Regions from separate parts of the Homo sapiens genome. Here region 1 is linked to region 2. Evidence: chromatin loops called from intact Hi-C (ENCODE). Cell type or tissue: PC-9. All regions are shown on one strand. Links, peaks and the distances in the headings refer to the core of each region. The heading gives the core; the rest is flanking DNA.

Evidence for each region. Hi-C counts contacts between places; a loop is a spot of excess contacts. Peaks named below come from ENCODE experiments on the same cell type or tissue, not always from the same donor. Only the 100,000 strongest peaks of a DNase experiment are listed, where the experiment ranks them.
Region 1: it touches region 2 in a loop (2.9-fold over the local background); 1 of 110 quality-filtered maps calls a loop at or near these places.

What each region holds. Positions count from the first base shown.
Region 1 is chr2:172,993,028-172,998,708 of GRCh38, reverse strand. It overlaps RAPGEF4 (Rap guanine nucleotide exchange factor 4), which reads right to left. Exons shown (of 31, transcript NM_007023.4): 16 at 2,155-2,243. Among named protein-coding and RNA genes, the nearest start is that of MAP3K20, 80 kb to the left of the region's middle. In PC-9, for the core only: CTCF peaks have their summits at 2,357 and 2,561; DNase peaks (open chromatin) are centred at 1,998 and 2,698; H3K4me3 peaks cover 522 bases; H3K27ac peaks cover 3,418 bases.
Region 2 is chr2:172,928,879-172,934,559 of GRCh38, reverse strand. All of the region lies in intron 6 of RAPGEF4 (Rap guanine nucleotide exchange factor 4), which reads right to left. Among named protein-coding and RNA genes, the nearest start is that of MAP3K20, 140 kb to the left of the region's middle. In PC-9, for the core only: CTCF peaks have their summits at 2,227 and 2,428 (motif pointing right); DNase peaks (open chromatin) are centred at 2,439, 3,049 and 3,109; H3K4me3 peaks cover 1,144 bases; H3K27ac peaks cover 1,360 bases.

The DNA.
Region 1 (5,681 bases), core at 495-5,494, 64 kb before region 2:
CTTGGTAGCTATCCTCACATAACCGGTTCTTCAACAGTTTCTCTATACTAAATATGGAGTAACTTTTCTCCAGCATAGTTCTTATCATGTTCTTCTTGCTCAGACATCTTCAACCACTTCCCAGTGCTTGGCTCTACCTTTTTGTTGTTGTTGTGCAAGCTGGAGTGCAGTGGCATGATCATAGCTCACTGTAGCCTCAAACTCCTGGGCTCCAGTGATCCTCCCGCCTTGGCCCCCAAAGTGCTGGGATTACAGGCATGAGCCACTGCACCCAGCCGGCTTTACATTTAAGACTCTCTAAGATCTATACCCCAATTCTTAAACCTTTCCTTCGTTTTCCAACTTACGTATACAATAGTCCAGTAAAAATCCGACCACTCACTCTTCCCTGTCTATTTCTAGGTCAGTGCTAATATTATCCCTTAGTATGGATGGCTTTGTCCCTATCTCTAATTACTGGTTACCAGCCTCCTTCAGGGCCACTCTATATTTTCCATGATACTTTTCTAGATCCCTCACCTAGTCAGTGTCCCTGAAGCACTAACCACATTCTGCCTTATATTCAAGTTATGTGCACATTCCTTTATGTCTTCTAACAGATTATAAGCTTCCTGAAGGCAGGAGAATGATTCCTTGTTCACATTGCCTAGTCCAAAGCATCTAGCTTAGTGTCTGCCCAACAAGATACTCAACAAATATTGACCTGAGAATAATTGGCCTGGAGCCAGTGATCCTGACGATTATATCTACTATACCCTAATTAATTTGCTACATAAAAAACCTCAGGTAATCTATGTATAAAATGAGAAACTGGAATGAGAAGATAAAATAAGAATTCAGTGGTAAAATACCTTTAGGAGGTATATAATAATAATAATGATATCTTCAACTTGAATATATAGCAAAGGTCAATTATGGAAATGGATTTTGAACTAAGTTTTTGAGATAAATCTCTGAACTTCTTTTAGTGAGAAAGGCTCTTCTATGGAGCTCAATGTGCTTAAAATATTAACCCACAACATTATTCTGAGAGACAGGCAGTAGCATAGGATTAAAAAAAAAACACGTTGCGTGTGGGCTGTTGCAAAGTCATATACAAGATGGTAACCAAAGTGGAACACAATTTTATAACTCTGAACACTTAGTTCACTGGTGAGATTTGTTTTATTCACCCTAGAATTTCTGTGTCTTAGGTAACAAGACTGACTCACTGTAAGCAGATGTTATGTGTTGAATTGTATCCCCCCAAAAAGATATGTTGAAGAACTAACCTCCAGTATCTCAGAATATAATCGTCTTTGGAAATAGGGTCTTTGCAGATGTGGTCAAGTTAAGGTGAGGTCCTTAATGAGGGCCTTAATCCAATATGACTGCCATCCTTATAAAAAGGGGTAACCTTGGACCCAGAGACAGACAGGCACAGAGGGAAGGCTATGTGAAGAGTCACAGGGAGAATGCTGTGTGAACATGAGGGCAGAGATCCGGATGATGCATCTACAAGCCAAAGGATGCCAAAGATAGCCTGCAAACCACAGGAGGCTAGGAGAGAGGCATGGAACAGATTCTCCTTCACAGCCTTCAAAAGGAACCAACCCAAATATCACCTTCAGCTAGGATTTCTAGCCTCTAGAACTGTAAGACAATATAATTTTGTTGCTTGAGCTACCCAGTTGGTGGTAGTTCATTAGGGCAGCCCTAGCAAACGAATGGTGGCATTTAGTTATATTCTAGAGCAGCTGGACTCTACAACAACTGCAGAGAGAAGTATCTTACTCCCAACTGGAGCAAGGCTGTACCTTTTATGTAGGCAGCTTCAAATCCTTCGTGGGAATAGGTAGGATGTATGATAAACCCAATAGATGCCTATAGAAGGTGGGATTTGAATAACTTAAGAGAGAGATGCCTAGGGAAGATGAGGCATAGTATGTAGAAATGAGGCTGAGTCATTTCTAGAGAACAGTCAGGATTGGGGAGGGAAGACGACAGTCAGAAGGACTGTTCCCAGTCAGGTCACACAGAGATGCTTTTCAAATATCAATACACAGAATCCCCTTCCCAAACTGCTTTCGCTATACACACTGCAAATGAATTCAGGACTTTTAAACAATGCTATGCATGGATTTAATGGACATGCAAACGGTTCTATGTGTATACCTGTTGCTTCATTTAAAGTTGCCTCAAGGCGTATTGTTTCTAGAAAATGCTCTAAAATTTTTTCAGGTGTTCCTGACATCACAGTATACCTGGATAAGAAACAAAAATGCCATTAATTTTTCAAAAGTGGGCAAATCATTAAAAAAACTTTTACTTATCTAAGTTTTTTTTTTTTTTAATTTGAGATCCCAGGGAACCATATACCTTTCATGGTAAGAGAGACCACACACTTTGTCAAAGTCACACAAGAAGACAAAACAAACAAACAGAAAACCCACAAAGTGAAGTCGTTACTACAAACACTGTTCTTTTTTCCCTATATGGAAATAAGGTAAACTTCTTGAAGAGCAGCTTTAGCAGGCTGGGAACTGAGAAACTTCAGTCTTTTTTCCAAAGGAGAATAAAAAGGAACATGTAAAACCCAGGGCAGTTCAGGTCAGGCAGGGGGAGCTGGTGAGGGGAAGTGAGAGTAAGCTAGGTTATCCATATATGGGTTACTCATAGCAAAACTTCTTCCCACACTGGATTCCCCCGCCTATTTCTGGAATGCTCTGTCTTTCCCAACTGTACACTGGTATGTGCTTTGGAAATTCAGCTAATAATAAAACGAGAGAAAGCAAACAAAACCCCATAACACTGATGAGCAAACAAACAAACCCCAGTAGATCATGAATGGGAAATAAATCAGCAGTAGAAAATCCTTATAATTTATTTCAATGCCAGATATAAATTACTGGGGGTTATATTAGACATTATTTCAGAAGATCTTTCCATGGTGTTCTTCAATTAACACAGGAGGATTTATTTTTTAAGTTGCATGTGAACTGTTTCAAAATCATACTCAAGACAGTGACAAAACACTACTATGTGGGAGCTGTAGACAAAATACATTCAGATGATCTGAGTGCTTCTCTTCCAAAACTCAGGCTTTGCTTTTCTGCTTGGAATTTCACTTAAAAATAACAGGCAAGTAGGGGCCAGGCGCAGTGGCTCACGTCTGTAATCCTAGCACTTTGGGAGGCCGAGGCGGGCGGATTGCCTGAGCTCAGAAGTTCGCAACCAGCCTGGGCAACACGGTGAAGCCCCGTCTCTACTAAAATACAAAAAATTAGCTGGGCGTGGTGGCACATGCCTGTAGTCCCAGCTAGTTAGGAGGCTGAGGCAGGAGAATTGCTTGAACCCGGGAGGCGGAGGCTGCAGTGAGCGGAGATCACACCACTGCACTCCTGCCTGGGTGACAGCAAGACTCCATCTCAAAATACAAACACACACACACACACACACACACACACACACACACACACACACAAACAGGCAAGTAAAAACAACAATGAAAATAAAATTGTCTAATGTTCAGAAAGCAGTGAGAATTCAGCTCTGGTTTCCTTGCCTGTTTGAGACTTTTGAGGTGTGTTGAGATCCCAAGAGTAACTCTTAACATATTGTTAAATCTCAGGATCTTAACCCATGGCCTGAGGGAGTGATGTGCAGACATTTTAACATATGTGCATGTGAAAATGGTGAGGGGAGCACCTCTGGTATTGAATGAGGTGGCCAATGCAGTCTATCTGGAAGGCAGCTGTTAGCTAAAACTATAGTGCGCGCACAAGACCAAAAGGAAGCTAAACAGTTAAGTCTTTGAGGAAACCTGGCTTTGGAGCCTAGAGGAGGAGAGAAGGGGAATAGAAAAAAAAAATAGTCTACTTTCATCTCAAAAGTCTGACCCCTTTCTCAAAAGAGATAAGGTAGAAGACAATGGTTTTTCCTCTTGTGGGCAATGCATATTTGAGGAAAGAAGAGGGCATATTTATAAATGACTTTCGATATTGAAATAGAGAATATTGCTCAATTAATTCAGTAATTCCTGAAATATATGATTCTTTGATAGCACTCACCAGATGAGCTGGAAGAAGAGTAGCGTTGGCCACATTAATCAGGAAACGGGGTTAGAGAGAGCAACATCTGTCGAATGTTTACTATGCCCTAGACAGCTAGGTGGGCACTGAATAAGGTCGTCCTGTTTACTCCTGCTAGTTAAATATTATCTTCATTCTGCAGATGGAGAGACCGCTCAGGACGGGGAGGCATCATGCCTCAGGTCACAGAGTTAGTAAATGGGAGACCTCTGACATGAGCCAGGTGTGTCTGGCTTCAGAGAACAAGCATGAGTTTCATGGCACTTTTCTGCTTGTACAGCAAGACGCTCCACATGGAGACCAGGTCTAGCTACCTGGAGCTTTTTCAGAACAGGAAATTCTCCATGTAATTAACAACCTTCCTCTAAAGAGGGCTTGTTCAGTTTGTTTCTGAAAACGAGTTTTATTTCAATAGGAGTATATGTACATTCCATAACATGAAAACTGAATGGGGGGAAAACCAGTCTGTTACTTCGCGTGGCACCAGGCTGCTGGGAAGTTGCAAGCTCTATAGCTAGCCGTGTGACTCATACATCAGTTTGTAAAATGTGTCCCCTTGTCAAAAGTTTAATTCTACTAGAAGGTTGGCTTCACATTCTGGTATTCTTTGTTTGGACATCCTTTAGCTAGGGCATTATGGCTGGTCAAAAGTAATAGAGATCTGAGAGGCAAGCCAGATGCCTGATCACCTCTCTAGAAAGTGGCCTCTCTAAGCTCTGCCCACCTGGCCAGTCGGAGACCCCCAGGATCTTTCTTTTGCTACCAAAGACTTCCTCTCGTGGTACAGTTGCTGTGGCCACCTTACCCCAGCTTCTCTTCACAGCTCCACAGAAGGCTATTAGGTGCTAACATTCCCTTAGGGTGGGGGACTCCAAGATGGAGGGGCCAGGAACTTCTGGCCAGACACAGCCCTCTGGGTTCTTGGGGTTCTGGGTTTGGCTGAAACATCACGTGACGGCTTTGTTTCCCACTGTCCACTGCCAGGCACCTACTGCTTGGCCTCTGTTTAAAATGAGGTCAGGACCACTTGAAGACCACACAGCATGACCCTTTTCAGTTTATTTCATGAAAGAGCGACTCTAGTCCAAGTTAAAAGCAAACTCCAATTGGTTACATTATATAAGCTATGAAGTTTTAAACCTCTGACATAAAATATTTTTCTGCAAATGAGGACACTACAATCTGTTCCTAGAATAGAGAAGGGTGTGGAGAAGGGGACCTGAAAGAGACTGTCTTCCTGCACACAGGATGGAGTTGAGCAATGAGAAAACAGTCTAAGATAAAAGCAACACAGTAACGAAAACAGGAATATGCATTTCAAATTCTTTCTTACTAAACCCGCATAACCACACAGCAGAAAGACATGCGAAACAGTAAACGACTAAGGGCTCCATGGAATTTATCCTTCATGGCAAATATTGTCTTATTATTGACATTTTTAATATCACACTCAGAGTTGAGATGCTTAGGTAGAGTCAGGAGGTTTTGAAAGTTAAAAATGTGCACATAAACTATTCTGGATTTTTCAGGGAAAAAAATGAACCAGAAAAATAACATTATTAGCAGCACCAACATGGTGACCCTTTTTGAGCTCAAAAAGGATAATTTCTG
Region 2 (5,681 bases), core at 364-5,363:
AAATCAATAATTCATTGCATTGGACTTTTTGGACTTTGTATCTCCAGAGCCTACATGGCACACAGTAGAAACTTAATAAATGTTAGTTAATATAAAAAGGATTAAATAGGGCTGGGCGTGGTGGCTCACACCTGTAATCCCAGCACTTTGGGAGGCTGAGGCAGGTGGATCGCCTGAGGTCAGGAGTTCGAGACCAGCCTGACCAACATGGTGAAACCCAGTCTCTACTAAAAAATACAAAAATTAGCCGGGCATGGTGGTAGGTGCCTGTAATCCCAGCTACTTGGGAGGCTGAGGCAGGGGAATTGCTTGAACCTGGGAGGTGGAGGTTGCAGTGAGCCGAGATTGCGCCATCGCACTCCAGCCTGGGTGACAGAGCAAGACACTGACGCAAAAAAAAAAAAAAAAAAAAGGATTAAATAAAATATAGTTATTTTTTCTACTATTACAAAATTACCTCACTCCTTCAAACTTTATTAATTAGAAATTTGTGACTAGGCTAGAAAAATTAATTTACTCGAGGAAAAAGGGGATTATTAACCCATTTAGTAGTGTAAGAAACTGTAAAAAGAATGATTAAACTAATTAAGAGAATAAATTGTTTCAAGCAGGCCATAGCCATTTAAAGTCACCTATTGATATAGAAATAATTTGTGAACTAAGTTACAAATAACATCCCTCTACCTATTCATTAAATTAGGTCCCTGAGGATGTCTATTAAATAATGCTTTGTTAGCCTGGTTCACTTAGCTGTTTTTACTTGAAATATTACATAAATCAACCTTTTATTAATTTAAAAGGTGAAACCTGAAAGCATATACAGAGTTAACTTATAAACATAAATGATCTTAAATATATAACATATAATAGGGGCCAAAACAAACCTGATAAAATTCTTGCTGATTTATGTCTCACTATTTCATTTCTTTCAGACACATTTTAATTTCATTCATGCCCCGGGCATGTCCTACTCAGTGCAAATCCCTATCATCTATCTCATTATCACTCTCTAGTCTAATGTTTATCATTATTAGCTATTGACTGCACCCAGGTACGGTGCAAAATCTAATTACACTTCATTCTTGGATACTGCCCAGTACAGTGACCTTGAAACCAGGTCTCCAAACTCACTCTACTCTCATCCTTCCCTCCCTCGGTTGATGGCAGTTGCATCCTTCCACGTGTTCAAGCCAAAACCCTTGAAGTCACCCTTGAGTACCTTCTCTCTTACCTCGTATTTAATCCATCAGAAAATCCTATGGACTCTATTTCCAAAATCCATCTAGAATGCAACACTTTCCACCCCTCCACTGCAACTCCACCATCATCTCTAGCTTTCCATGAAGTACACATGAGTTTCCTAGGATTCAAAGAATTTAGTAACACTGTTACTTAAAACTACTTCCATCCCCAGCTTCCTGTTTTTGTGAATGAGTTTTCCCAGTGCTTGCATACATAAAAACCAAGAAGAAGAATGAAACTGCTATTTCCTAAAGGTGCATGAATTGACTTTTTAAAATAATTCATTTTTTAAAACACTTGCCAAAGTCACCCAGTGATGCATTTCTAATAGTAATTTACTTTAATGTTTAATATTTTTGTACAGAAATTTATAAAATATTTATTTTGTTTTGATGATCATATATATCTACTTATTGTCATAACCCAATCTAGAAGAAAAGTTGTAACAAAGACCCATGGTCACAAGAGATTTTAAAACACGAATATTTAAATGTAAGTACATATTTTTGATACATGTTCAGTATGAGGGTGATCCATAAGAGACTTTCAACCACAAACATACGTTACAACGTGAAGCTGCCATACTAACCCTGGGCAGCTCATATTTGGACAGTTAACATGAGTAAAAAAAAATCTATTTAAGATGCTGTTGTGTTTGAGTCTTTGTTATTATAGCTGAATCTGGATGACAAAGTCGTCTGGCCTGGAAAACAATATGTTACAGTAGAATAAATTTCTACAGAGGAAATAAAATGGGAATATGACTTAAACAACAAAAGGAAATAATATAACATTGTAACTATTAAAAAGCTTGTTCATATATTTTTTTAAGTGGTGAGCAACAAATTATTTTTCACAATGCCTGGTCTAATACACTGTATGCATTCCATAAAAACTCGCTGATTAACAGCCCCATTCCTTGAGAAAATTTGTTTAACTTACAGGACTGGAACTCAATTGTTCTGTATGGACTTGCAGACCAGACCATGCTGCATTTAGCAAAGTCAAATATCAACAATATGTGAGAATGGAAGACTATATATGTGCACATATGAATGGATGAATGAGTGAATGAGCTGGTTATTTTGGTGGTTTCCAAGTACTAGGAATCTTACAAACGAAAATAACATTTACTACGAATATTTCCACTTTTCATCCAAATATCTTGTGCCATGTAACTAAAACTTGAAGGTTAGACATGCATGAACACCGGAATGACCACCAGAGGGAGCCCACGTGTTTTTCTGAATATGCCAAACACCAAATTGAGAAAAAGGAAGAAAACACACACAAAATATAAAGCTGGGGGTGGGCGCATGGGGGTGGGGGTGGGGGGCGCATGGGAGTCAAGGGGTGTGAGGAGTGGCGGGAAGGGGAAAGGGAAGCATTACCTGTTTCAGTTATTTAAGAGACTATATTATTGAATGACAGAACCATTTACGCATCTATGTTACAAATCCTTTTACTAGGCAGCTGTACACTGCAATGCTTTGACACTTATAAAAGGAGAATTGGTTAAACGTAAGATTTAAAAAATCTCACATAACCTAAAACTAGCAGGTCCTGGGTGGGCTGCTGTGATAACATCCATGACTCTCCGATGTGCCCCAAACAAGCCAGCTGCCTTCTCCAGCTTATCTTTGTGTTCCTGCTCTCACTGTCTATTCCGGTTCATCTTTGTGGTTAACTTTGGAGGAAGGTTTGGGTGTGGCTTCCTCACTTTGTTTGGGATTGGGCTATCAAATTACAGCACCAGAGGAGCACTTGGTGTGACTTGGGAATTTCTGATTCTCCTGTCTGAGCCAAGTTTATAAGGACGGTAAGATGAATGACTTTCCATTTGTTGTCCTGAAGTCTTCCCAGAACTGAGAATTGAACCAAGTGCCAACAGGAAGCAAGAGCACCTCTCTAAGGCTTTCCAGGCCCAATCTCCACTTACACCAGAACCCACAGGCCTGCCTCAGAGAGCTCCCCGCAAGCTAGAAAAATATCCTGGGACTGAGGCTATAGAAACAGGATGTGATCTTATCTAGAATTACGCTCCATGTAAACTGAATAGAATGTTTTCTATTTGAGATCGTTGTCGAGTTTTGGAATCCCCTCCCACCTGTTCAGTCCCCCCGCCCCCCAGCGCCCCCCCCCCCCACCCCGGCCTGGCTTGATCTTACTAATCCTTTTATTGTGGTAAGTCAGATCACCATTATACCAGTGAGGAAACTGAAGCTCCTGGAAATGAGTGACTTGTTCAGTGTCACTGGCTATTAAGTGTCAGGGATGGGAACTGGCAAACATGCGCTTCTAGGGACATGGATTGTAACAATGAATGAGTATTGAACCCCGTCATACTAATGTCTTTGGAGACAGAAAGAAAATTATTGTCTTCCTTTTCCCTCAAACTACAATTGAGTGAAAAGCATGACAGAAGTGAATTCAATGACTTAGCCCTTGTTTTACCCAGAATTTTCATGGTATGTTTTCCCAAGTTTCTTTTATGTCTGGATGGGGTGATCATAAATCATGTATGCAAATAAATTAGCACAAACAAATTGAATCCCACAGGCTTAGGTACTGGGCTGAATGCTGCTAAATTTAACATGCTTATTAATGCCTTGAATATGGAATCAAATCAAAAACATTCTTATCAAATTTAACAATGATACCCAATTGAGTGGGGGTGGCTGGCAGTTAGGAGAGCTAGTTTGAAATTTAAAATGACCTTGACAAACAGAAAAGGAAAAAGAGGGCAAAATTCAATAGAAAGCTTTGCAAAGTAATTCATTCAAAAGAGGGGGGCAAACAAAGAGAACAACAGAAATGAGGGAGTATTGATTGGGTAATTATAACGGAAAAGGAGCTGGAGGTCAGAGTGAACAATAGCCTCCAAACTCAAGCTAGTTCTGTATTTTAAAAAAGAAGGCATGATTTTGAGAAGTAAAATAGGGGGAAACTCAAGCTAATTCCCCCTCCAGACTCAAAATAGATCAAGCTCTTTGAGGAGGGGTGAGGAAGGTGTCTTGTTGGGACACTGGAATGCCTATGGCTTGGAAGCCAGGTTTTTATAACTTTGAAAGGGATCCTTAGAAAGAAGAGTGCCCAAAATAATTCAGAAGAGAAAATTCGGGTACTCTTTTCCTGTGTTCATGCAATGCTATCAGCCTGGCATATTGTTTTCCTTCCCCCTGGGTAGCACCCACCCAGACATTGCCTCCTCTGTGGGGCTACTTTGAACCCTTTCCCTTCTTCTTAACAAGAACTTCACAGCCCCACTATGTGTCTCCACAAAGCAGATACTAGAGGCCAGCACTGGCTAAGTCCTTGGCATACATTATCTCATTAATACTCTTGAACACCTCCCTGGGCAAGATGCTACTATTATTCTCCTTCTGTAGATGAGGAAACAAATGAGTAAGGCAGTTAAGTAACTTGTTCATGTTCCCATGTTAGAAATTGGCAGAGCTGGGAGTTTAACTGAAACCCTAAGAGCTCCTAAATCCCTGTCCTGAGGCCACACTACCCTGATGACATGAGCACCCACAATACTTCACTGTTCTTATTTGTTCACGTGTGCTTCTGTCTAGGCTGCAGTGCCATATTTTCATAGTCCTATATGACGGCCTGAGATTGATCAATAAATGTTCATTAAATTGAAGATTTTCAAGCAAGCAGTGGTATATTCCAGGGGTGTTTCTGAGTCATTCTTTGGCTGAAGGGAAATAGAAAAGAAAACTAAATTAAACTAAAAAGGATTTAGACATTTATAAAAACTGGCAATAGGAATTCTGAACAATTCTGGACCATATTAGTAAAGGTGATTTGACCATTTTCTTTTCTGAAAATTTTAAAGAATTGAAATTGCTATATACATATTTATACATGTACAAATACATATGTATGTGTCTATATATATTATGTGTATATGTATATATATGTGCATTTATCTGTCATCTGTCTTCAATGTAATGTCATCTAAAGGTAAAGAGGGTGACTACGGAATATTTAATATCTGTGGACTTAGGGAACCTGCCTGACACAGAATTGTTGGTAGAAGAGAATCTAAACCCTAAATGACATGTCAACACTAGATTAGTTTATCCAATCTGAGAACACTATAATTTTTTCTGCTAACCATAAGACATATTTTGCAAATAATTTGTTCTCAGTTTCTCAAAACAATAAAAATTCAAACACATCAAACATAAGGGATACTATCTATTTTATTCTCACAGTTAATTGAGATAACATGCTAGCAGCCCAAAGTAACTGGTGATGACGATAATTGCCTTCAGTACAGGAGAAAATATCTCTGAAGACAGCAATATACTCTCCCACAGCTTGGAAGCAGCAGCTGTGTACATTACTAATAACATGACATCACACTCCTCCCTCCCTGCTGACAGTGGAACAATTCTGAGCTGCATCTCAAGGCTGTGAAATGTTTT